Linked DNA regions of Homo sapiens: region 1 is linked to region 2. The links are chromatin loops, found by intact Hi-C in ENCODE. Cell type or tissue: heart right ventricle. All regions are shown on one strand. Each heading gives the region's core, and the rest is flanking DNA. Links, peaks and the distances in the headings are about the cores only.

Region 1 (5,377 bases), core at 329-5,328, 76 kb after region 2:
AGCCTAATGTAAACATCCTTGCAGAGGCCATCCTCTTAATCAAATAGAAATGGTTTGAGGGATGAGCAACTTGGGGGTGGGGGAGATAGGAAAGGAAGAGTTGGGGGAGGGGAGAGATTTAGGGATTGAACTCAGAGAGAGCTGTCTGGGGGCCATCCTTCCAGCAGTCCTGACAGAAAACTGGCTTCATGGAGTTGGTGCAGTGCAAACTGGAATGATTCTCTTAGGGAACTTGGTTCTCTCAGACAGTGTGGTATGTTGAGGGAAAGGAAGGAAATCATGGTTTGGCTGAACAGCTGGGCAGAGCAGCAAGGGAAACTGAAGTATGTTAGAAGAGCAGGACCGGAGGATAGAGCAGACGGGGGCCACAGGAGGACTTCTGGAAGGAGCCCACAATTCAACTCCTTTGAGGGCCTTCAACATCTATTTAACGTTGTAACATTTTGAAATTCTATTTTGAGGGGACTAGACTCTCAGAGAAGGGGCGTGAAGAATGTGGGGGACTTAGGTGCAAATGTGTGTGCTGGGGGGCGGTATTTAGGGCTCTTGGTGGAGCCCCTCATGTCATGGAGAAGCGAACCCTTTCCACTGTGCCCCCACCCCCTTTTCCTAGCCCTATGAAGGGCTCAGACTTTCTTGGAGATGTGGAGCATTTCAGCCAGACCCTACGGTCAAAGATCAGTCACAGAGCAGTCTTCTGTGGCAACCTGTGCACAGTCCCCCAAGGCAGCAATCTGGGGTCACCAGGGAAGTTACTGTTACTAATCTGACCTGGGAAGTTTTCTTTTTCGTAGGGGAATCTAGAAATACTCCAGGGAAAGCCACGGCCAAGCCTTTGCCCAGCCAGTAAACTTTTAGGGCTTTTGCGTGAGGTTGGTTTAGAAGAATTTGCCGATGCCAAGGCTGCTATGTTGGTTTCACTGATGCAGATTTAAAGAAGGAGGGCCAGTGAGACCTCGGGAATAGGAAGGCAGAGGAAACCTTTCTATTCTGATGTCTTCAAGTCTTGGTGCTTGAATGTGCCAAGGAGAGTGAGGATGTAAATAATTTAGTTTGCCTTCAGGATGCAGGATCTAATCTAAACATGATTAAGCTGATTTGATTTTATAGATTGGAATTTATAAGTGATAGAAACTGATGAGGTTAATGTGAAATATTTACGTAATAAAAAGCTTCATTACCTGATGCTGAAGGGTAGAGGGAGAAAATATTCTTGGCAACATGTTTAATCTTTTGGAAATGAAGTTGGGTTAAAGTTTTCTTTGTAAAAACTGAATTCTGTGATCTTGTTTTTACACATGCTGTGCTTAAATATTAACACCAATTGAGCAAATTGCCTTTTAACTGCCTTTATTTGCTTTCATTAACAGTATAATTTAAAAGCTCAAGAATTTGCATGGAACCTGTTGTGCATGTTGGGGGGAAAACTATTCATAAATTAATTAATCGTGAGAACATTATCTTTAAGGAAGGTCACAAAACATGAGCATGATTTCCAAAAAGCAGTGACATGTTTTTGCCGTTTCTTGGGGACGTGATGTACTTTTGGCTTAGAGATCTGTGCTGCGTGTGTGTGTGTGTGTGTGTGTGTGCACGCGCGAGATAACTTGGCTGGATCAAGAAAAATTTTAATGACTGGGCATGTTTTAAGTTAAGTTGAGTGAACCTAATTACACTGTAGTTTCCAGAGAGCTAAAGGCAATAATACCATTGGTATTTAAGCACTAGTTTGAAAATTAAAGCCAACCTATATAATTGGCTGTGCTCCTTAGATGGTTTATTTCTTTCTTCCCTCCATTTCTGAAATCCCCCTTTTCTTTCTCTTTCACATTTAAACCAATAGAGAGAAAGAGAGAAACTGCCTAGCGCTGCGAACCACAAGACGGTCCTTCCAGTGGGGAACATTAACTGCATTGTCCTCTCATGAAATGACGCTAAATAATGTTAAAGGTTTCCAGTATGATTTCACTGAAATTGGTTGCTTCCTTCTGTACAGATGTTTTTGTGGTTTAGAACCTCAGCCAAGGCAAACATTATGAATGAGATGCAGAGACCACCATGTCCTATGAAGGGCTGAGAGTTCCTTTGGGAGTTATTTTACTTGTGATTCTGACACCTCTGTTTTGACAAAGCTTCATTCTTTCAGTCTCTTCTTTCCGTCTCCCTCTCCTGGTGCTATTGGTTTGTTGTGGGTGGTTTTCCTAATTAAGTTAATCTGCAACCTAGTTTTTCTGGGTCCACAGATGCCAGAATGCTGAATTTATTTATCTTGAATGTTTTTGTTGGCTACTGTTGAGACACATTCTTCCTCTTCCCCTTTTACCCCAAGTCTGTTTTAAACATTTTTTTTTTGAGGCTTCCAGACGCACTTCAATAAAGAAAGAATTTCTCTCTGGTGTCCATTTGTCAATTTTTTTGTGGGGGATGTATATTGTAAATAATATAATAGATATGTAAAAGGTTGTAAATAAAACCCAAAGGTTATAGAGGAAAAGATGTGTAAATTTGACTACATCAAAAATTTAAAACTTTTTGCATGATTTTCTTTCGGATTTTTGCCTTTTCCTTGCACATTTGTTGGTTCTCTTTCGATATAAATCAGAAAAATGAATCTTTTATCTGTCAAATGCATGGCAAAGATTCTTCCCAGTCTATCATTTGTCCTACAGTTTTGATTATGGTTCCTTTCATCACAGAACATTTCTATTATTTATTTAACTAAAAAATGTCACAATGATGTCTGTAGCGTAGATTTTATAAAGCATCTGATGGTCATATTTTATAATCTAAATTTTGGAAAAGTATTTGGATAATGAGAGATGGAGAAGGTAGAGGGAGAGCAAGGGAGGGATAGAGAGGGCACGAAGATGAGGAAGGGAGGGATGAGGAAGAGGAGAAAGACTGGTGAGAATGAATGATGTTAAAAGATTGATTTTTCTTCCTGTAAAAAAGTTGGCTGTCGTCAAAACACCCCTTCTGTCTAAGGGAAATATTGTCCTTTTGGCATGTACTTGAACCATAAAGATTTCTCTACTTGAGGAGACCTTTCCTAAGAGTTACCTGTCCAGAAGGCAGTCCTACTGTTCTCTCTCATAGCTCTACCCAGTCTTTAAGACCTAGTTGAAATGTAGGCTCCATAAAGCCATTTCTATTTTCACACAGTTCATTTTCTTTTTTTTTTTTTTTTTTTAAGACAGGGTCTCGCACTATCACCCAGGCTGGAGTGCAGTGGCCTGATTATATAGCTCACTGTAGCCTCGACCTTCCAGGCACAAGTGATCCTCCCTCCTCAGTTTCCCAAGTAGCTGTGACTACAGGGAATGCACTACCATACCTAGGTTTTTAAATTTTTTAAAATTTTTTCTTAGAGATGGGATCTCACTGCATTGCCCAGGCTGATCATGACCACCTGGGCGCTCAAGCCATTCTCCCGCTTAGGCCTTCTAAAATGCCGGGATTACATGCATGAGCCGCTGCACCCAGCCCACACACTTCATTTTTATTCTCAAGGTACCTGCTGCTTTCTGGCTTATGGAAGATACATCTCTGCATGTCTAATCTTTCTTAGAGTGTCATGTGATAGCAGAGATGCTGTCTTCTGTCTCACTCGTCTTTGAATTCTATACTGTCTTTAGCGGTGTATAACAACCATTTATAAGTACATAAGTGATTTACCAGACAGGTCAATTCTTATCCATTCTTTCCTCCTATACGTTCTTCTGGGACATTCTTCAAAAGAGATATTTGGGGTCTTGAAGTCCAACACTTCGGGTATTTGGCATAAATTAGGTTGAGGACACTGGTTGGAATTTTGGGAAGAATGAAGGGGAGAGAACCAAGGAAGAAGGAATTCCAGAGCTGGTAGCGTTGATTTCAGAGTATTCTCAATCTAAAAACCCTGTAATCATGACCTATTCCCAAAGGTGAGTTCATGGCAGCTTATTCAACAGATATTTATTGAGTACCTGACAAGTGTTTTGCTTTGAGTGAGGCACTGTAGGGCAAGTAGGAGTAAGTAAAGATCTTTGCCCTTCTGAAGCTGTTCTCCAGTTTGGGATTTAGAAAATTTGTTCAGGAAGAGGGCTTAAAAAATAGAGACATTCTGTAAATGACCTTTCTTTGAAATCCCTTATTCTACTTTGACTACTGCTGTCTATTCCTCTTCCTAAATGAAGCTAGTGGAGGCTTTTTCAAAATCAATTCTATGGAGGTTATTGGGGCAGATATAAGTTAGTCATCTAATCATCCAGTTAGTCCTGAACTGAAACCTGGAATTCATTCTTTTATTTTTATATTCATTTATTCAATTAGTCAACACAAAGTTGCACAATCAATATTAGCTAAATTAGCCAAGTTTAAATCCATGGTAAGGCGAAACTCCCACTTCTTTTCTATTAGAAAGCTGATTTCTTAGTGGCAGTAATGGGTGGTAGGGATAAAAACTCATCCCATGGCTGTCTTAGAACCTTCAGGTGATTCAGTAGAAATAGTGCTGTTTCTATCTCCATGATTTATTTTCGGGAAATAAGTAGAGATACTGGGGTCCAGAATAACTTGATATTCTAGTTGACAATGATTTCTGGAGAACATGTCCCTGAGACTTCGTCCATGTCGGCCACAATGTTGGGGAGCAGTGAATGTCTGTTGAAAGACAGAATAATGGATGAAGTCCAAAGGTAGGAAATTTACAAGCGATGTTACTTTGGGATGACGGGGATGGGAGGGAAACCTGACTGGGGAGGGACCACCGGGCTTCAGTGTATATGAGCAGTTTGCTATCATTTGTTAGACCTTTTGAGCATCTGAAATATTTAAACAGTTTCTTGTTATTCTCCTACTTGGTTGATCTTTATCTTTGCTGCTGAGTTCCAGGCTTAGCTCAATAGAGGGAACAGGGAGATGACTGAAGGCATAGTGTTTGTAAAAAGAGTTTGTTTCAGTTCTTATCAAAAAGTTCTTTCCAGGAACAGAACATACTTTTCATTATATGGGATGGAAATCAGGATGGAAGTAAATATGTTCTCTAGAATGTTCTAGCTCTGAGTTGATTTGCATAGAGGTCCTACAGATCATTCTATGCTATATGTTTTTTCTTTTTTTTTTTTTTTGAGGCAGGGTCTCGCTCTGTCACCCAGGCTAGAGTGCAGTGGTACAATCTTGGCTCACTGCAACCTCTGCCTGCCAGGCTCAAGCGATCCTCCTATGTCAGCCTCCCGAGTAGCTGGGACTGCAAGGTGTGCACTACCATGCCCAGCTAATTTTTGTATATTTTTTGTAGAGACAGGGTTTCGCCATGTTGCCCAGGCTGGTCTCGAACTCCTGAGTTCAAGTGATCCTCCCGCCTCGGCCTCCCAAAGTGCTGGGATTACAGGTGTGA
Region 2 (5,377 bases), core at 101-5,100:
TACTATACCTAAGTATGTGCATAGTTCAGTGATATATTCTTTTTTTCTTTCAGTACATGTAATCAGATTCCCAGAGGTCACGTTCCTGATCTATCACCCAAGAACTGTGTGTCTTTGGGCATGTTTCCTGATACCTCTCTGCCTCATCTTTCCCCATTTGTAAATGGGAGTCATCAAAGGTTCTACCTCAAAGTACTGCTGTGATGATTAAACACAACCTATTCAAAGCTTAAAACATCATCCTGTAGTGTGCACTGAATAAATACTAGCTATTACTGTACTCATTAATATTATGCATGATCATCTACCATGGGGCAGGTTCTAGTATCTATCTAGCTATCTATGTACATTATATATATATATATACACACACACACACACATATTTCCCTATATTTTCTCATTTAGTCTTTACAGCAATCTGTAAGATAGATATTCCCTTCTCTATTTTGCAGAAGGCAAGGCATGCTCAGAGGGGTCGAGTTACTCATGGAAACACAGGCATTGGAGCCCATATGCCTGGACTCTAAGTCTGGTGCTCACTCCACCATAAGGTGTTGCCTTTCCTCTGCCTCCTGAAAGGACAGGCATGGGGAGTGCAAGTCTCCATTCCCATGGGACCTCCGTGAGGGCTGAGGCACCAAGACAGACTGTCCCACTCCTGAGGGTCACTCTGCCTCTGGATGTTGCCTCTGGCCAGCTCCCGCAGTCTGGGAAGGAGAGGGTCAGGCCAGTCAGGCCCGGGGGACAGGGGTCTCACCAGGACTTTGATCTACAGCCACATGTAGGGGAAGGAAGGGCAGCTTGGGACGGGCAACGCAATCAGGAGTGGATGTACCAAAAGCTGAGACCATAAGAAAGAGAAATGAGGAGAAGCAGAGTATCAGGAGATCATTTTCAGGAACATTAGATAGAGGCCAGAAAGGAGAAGTGGGTAATTTTAATCCCATGCAGCTGCTGGAAATTAATTTAATTGTGCTGGTGCTGGCTCTTCTCCCTTCAAACCCGTTTCATCAGGGCCTGATGGAGTGATGAGACCGAGGAAGACAGCCCGGCCGCGCCAGCCAGCAGCCCTGGGTATGCAGCTCCAGGCCGGACTTCCTCCCGTTCCTATGGCTGCTACCAGAGAAGATGGGAAAACTGGCACTTTTTCAATCTAGACGTTTCTCCTCTTGACAGGGGACTGAAGTGAGACAACAGGAAGAACTTCCCAACAGCAAAGAGTGTGAACTATGCGAATACGTGAAGGCGGCTGCAAACCATCTTCTCTAACTCTTAAGGATAGAGAGACATTGGTAGGACCCTTCGCCTCCTGAGTCTGCACCTAGTGTATGAGTTCCACCTCAGCTCACTCACTCCATGCAGGCACACGGACCCACACCACAGTCAGACATCAGCATCACACACACACACACACACACACACACTGTCAGGCAGGCACGAAGTCCACACTGGTGTCTGACACTGGATGCAGGGACAGACTGGATCAAGGACAGACAGCCATATGCAGACACTGACATTACACCCAGCGCAGACATCCACAGTAGAGGCGAACGAATGCCCACTTTTGCCCAATGGCTCTCTATCAGGCTGCACGTTAGAATTCCCTGGGAGTTTTTTTGTGGGGGTGCGTGGGGGCTTTGAGACAGGGTCTTGCTCTGTCGCCCAGGCTGGAGTGCCGTGGCACGATCATAGCTCACCACAGCCTCCACCATTCAGGCTCAACCCATCCTCCCACCTCAGCCCTCCTAGTAGCTGAGACTGACTACAGGCACGCGCCACCATGCCCGGCTAATTTTTGTATTTTTTGCCAAGACAGGGTTTTGCCATGTTGGCCAGGCTGGTCTCAAACTCCTGGGCTCAAGTGATCCACCCACCTTGGCCTCCCAAAATGCTGAGATTACAGGCGTGAGCCACCGCGCTCAGCCTCCAAGGGAGCTTTAACAACGATATCCACGCTCAGGTCCCACAGTCGGCGCTTCTGACTTAATTCTGAACAAAAGCCTGCAGTGGGGCTTGCACAGTGGTAGTTTTCAAAGCTCCCAGGTGATCCCAATGTGCAAACCAGGGCTGAGAACGCGCCTTGAGAGGTACCTTCCTTCCCACTCTGGCCTAGCGCCCGTTCGGTTCTGCCCGGTGACCACTAGAGGTCAGCAGGGCTTGGAGGACGTGGCCGCGGGTGGCCCAGCAGGGTCCCGCCCGGCGCTGCGCTCTGGCTGCGGCGGGACCGTCAGCCTTCTCCCCTTCTGGCCTCCAGCGGACGGAGGTCAGGCGCTGACTTGGCCCCGGGCTAAGAGGGGACGCCGCAAGGGGGCAGGGGCGGCCTGCTGGCAAAATCAGGCCCGTGAGCCGCAGAAAGTCAACTTCACTTGGAAGGTTTTTAAAAAGCATCCCAGATTGAAGCCTCACAATCCCGCCCCCACCCTTCCGCAGCGGGAGCCTCTCTGCACCAGGATTCTCTGACCTGGTCACTGCCTGGCCCTGTGCGCGGGTGGGCGCGAGCTTCACGCGCACTCACAGCCAGCCCGGCACTCCAGGGCCCCCATAAGTATAAAATAACTATTCTGTCTTTTCCGTAGGAGGAGCCAGCATTTGGATCCCAAGGGTTGTTTATTTTGACTCACTGCTGTTTTTGCTGGAGAAGGGTAAAACAGAAAGTTCCTTTACTTTGGCTAAGATGTGGCACACATAACTGCCCTGAGCCCGAATTTCTGATGAGCAAATAGAAGCGGACCAGTGGTTCAATCTTCCTTCATCATCTTCAAAAAGAATAACACCCAAGGGCACATAGGATTGGCTTCTCTACATTTCAATTTAAGAGAAATGGAAAGAAGACTCATCTACCACTGAAGATACCTGAACTCAAAAATGAAAAATAAGATGGCCTCCCTGATCAGCTCCAGGTTCTTCCTTCCTAGTTCTGGCTCCTGGACACCTCATGACCACATTGCGCATTTGCACTCTTAGTGAGTGCTGCTCATAACAGGGTATTATGATTCCTCTTATAGAGTCCACCTTTCATTCCAAATTGTGAGGCTGCTGGATGGCAGAATAAGTTCTGGGCACATAGTAGGTGCACAATAAACATTTGTTAAACCAAAATGTTTGTTGTCAATCTTGTCTTCAATCTAACTTGTCTAATATGTAAAACCAACCCAGAGAGAAACTTTTCTAGACCCTTCTCTGTTAAGCTCCACACAGGTCCCCATTCTTTTTGGTGTTTTGTTTTGTTTTGTTTTGTTTTGAGACGGAGTTTCGCTCTTGTTGCCCAGGCTGGAGTGCAGTAGCGTGATCTTGGCTCACTGCAACCTCCACCTCCTGGGTTCAAGCAATTCTCCTGCCTCAGCCTCCTGAGTAGCTGGGATTACAGGCGCCTGCCACCACACCTGGCTATCTTTTTTGTATTTTTAGTAGAGACGGGGTTTCACCATCTTGGCTAGGCTGGTCTCGAACTCCTGGCCTCAGGTGATCTCCCCGCCTTGGCCTCCCAAAGTGCTGGGATTACAGGTGTGAGCCACTGTGTCCGGCCACAAGACCCCATTCTTAACTTGCAAATGTTTGGTGAAGTTTGCTAAACCCTACCTACCCTCCCAAGAGACGGTGATTGGGTAGGTTTAGGGTGGGGTTCAGGAACTTGCATTTGTAACAACTGAGAATGGTGATTCTGAAATTATCAAGGGGGAATGCATTCTCTCTCTGCTGCCCCCCATCTCCAGGCTAGGCTCTTTTTATAGCCTTGACTTCAGCTCTGGTCCAGGGAGACAGGCTAGGATGGGGTTTGACACTTCTAAGGGGGCTGCAGTCCTTTTGTCCTCCTAGCAGGATGAGCTGTGAGCCGCTCTCACTGGTTCCGGCGCCAAGGTCATCAGGGCGGCTCTCCCTCTCCACCTGGCCTGGTTCTCTCTCAATGGCTCTTCTGTCTTTTCTCCTAACTCCTAATTTATGCTACGCCTTTCCTTGGTTCTCCTTACCAATCCCAGGAGCTGATGCAGGGCAAACATTCTGGGTCCACACCCCACTATGGGATAATTGTGGGGCTGTTTGAAACTTGACCTGTTGACCAAACTTGGGGCCCTTGTGGATGTGGTTCTGGGTCTTGCCCTGGCCCTTAATGGAGTGAAGAAATGAGGGGCAGCCAGTGGAAAGAGGGCTCTGGGGACCTAGAGTTTAATTTCTGTGTTATCCAGCAACCTGGGCCCGCCTGGCTACCGCCTGGATCTCCATCAAAACCTTCTCCAAAGAGCCACAGATCACGATGATACAGCCCTTTCTCTTTTCTCACAAAGACACTGTCAAAAAGGCTGCCATGCAGCGAGCCATCTCCATGATCCCATCTAGATTAGGGCAAAAGAAAAAAAAAGCTATAATTAAAATAGCTACATAATTGAACACTTACTATGTTCCAGACATTAGACTAGGCACCTTTATATACATTACATTAAAACTATACCAACTTTAGGCTGGGTGCAGTGGCTCACACCTATAATCCCAGCCCTTTGGGAGGCCAAGGAGGGTGGATCACCTGAGGTCAGGAGTTCGAGACCAGTCTGACCAACATAGTGAAACCCCATCTCTACTAAATACACAAAATTAGCCAGGTGTGGTGGCGCATGCCTGTAATCCCAGCTACTTGGGAGGCTGAGGCAGGAGAATTGCTTGAACCCGGGAGGCGGAGGTTGCAGTGAGCTGAGATTGGAGATTGTACCATTGCACTCCAGCCTGGGCAACAGGAGTAAAACTCCATCTAAAAAAAATAAAAACCTCATACCGACTTTGAAAAATACCACACATATGTATTACCAGCTCCATTTTACAGATGAGACCCAGAAAGTTTAAGCAATTTGCCCAGGACAGACAGGCAGTAAGGGGCAGAGATGGGATTTGAACTCACATCTGTCTGGCCAATGCTCAACCTTAAAACAAAATAAAAGGTAAAGCCTCTTATTATTCTGTCCAAGCATTCTAGAACAAAGTGCTTAGGGCCAACAAAGGTCTATGAAACTGCCTGACACCTGACAAATTGCACTGATTCCAAAATGCAAAGAGAAAATGATGAAACTGAAAGGTTTAAAAACATTTATTTAAATGACAACAAAACAACATTGTGACAAAGTAGTTAACACAGCTCACATGTTATGCAGTTTTATAGAAACGATTTTAATGAGGGGCATATGCACATTCTGATAAGCTGATGGTGGCCTCTAAGGGAGATCCTAGGATCTTCCCCTACGATACTCACCACCAAAACCTCCCTCACCCCACCTGGCCCTGTCACCTGCCCAGGTTCCTACAATAGAAATGTGAAGGAATGCAAGGAGGACCAGAATAAATCCAGCTCTGAGCAACCTCCTGACAGCCACTTATTATGTCAATTTTCC

Evidence for each region. A loop is a pair of places that touch in the nucleus more often than their neighbours do. Peaks named below come from ENCODE experiments on the same cell type or tissue, not always from the same donor. Only the 100,000 strongest peaks of a DNase experiment are listed, where the experiment ranks them.
Region 1: a loop joins it to region 2, with 2.4 times the contacts of the local background. A loop is called at or near these places in 2 of 110 quality-filtered maps.

What each region holds. Positions count from the first base shown.
Region 1 is chr11:114,109,590-114,114,966 of GRCh38, forward strand. All of the region lies in intron 2 of ZBTB16 (zinc finger and BTB domain containing 16), which reads left to right. Among named protein-coding and RNA genes, the nearest start is that of ZBTB16, 53 kb to the left of the region's middle. RefSeq lists a silencer at 1,644-1,844. In heart right ventricle, for the core only: a CTCF peak has its summit at 2,209 (motif pointing left); a DNase peak (open chromatin) is centred at 1,582; H3K4me3 peaks cover 1,430 bases; H3K27ac peaks cover 3,183 bases.
Region 2 is chr11:114,034,084-114,039,460 of GRCh38, forward strand. LOC124902761 (a long non-coding RNA gene) reads left to right here and starts at 1,187. Exons shown (of 2, transcript XR_007062896.1): 1 at 1,187-1,294; 2 at 2,579-3,101. RefSeq lists an enhancer at 2,040-2,980 and a silencer at 2,193-2,242. In heart right ventricle, for the core only: CTCF peaks have their summits at 2,154 (motif pointing right) and 2,412; a DNase peak (open chromatin) is centred at 2,248; H3K4me3 peaks cover 855 bases; H3K27ac peaks cover 1,188 bases.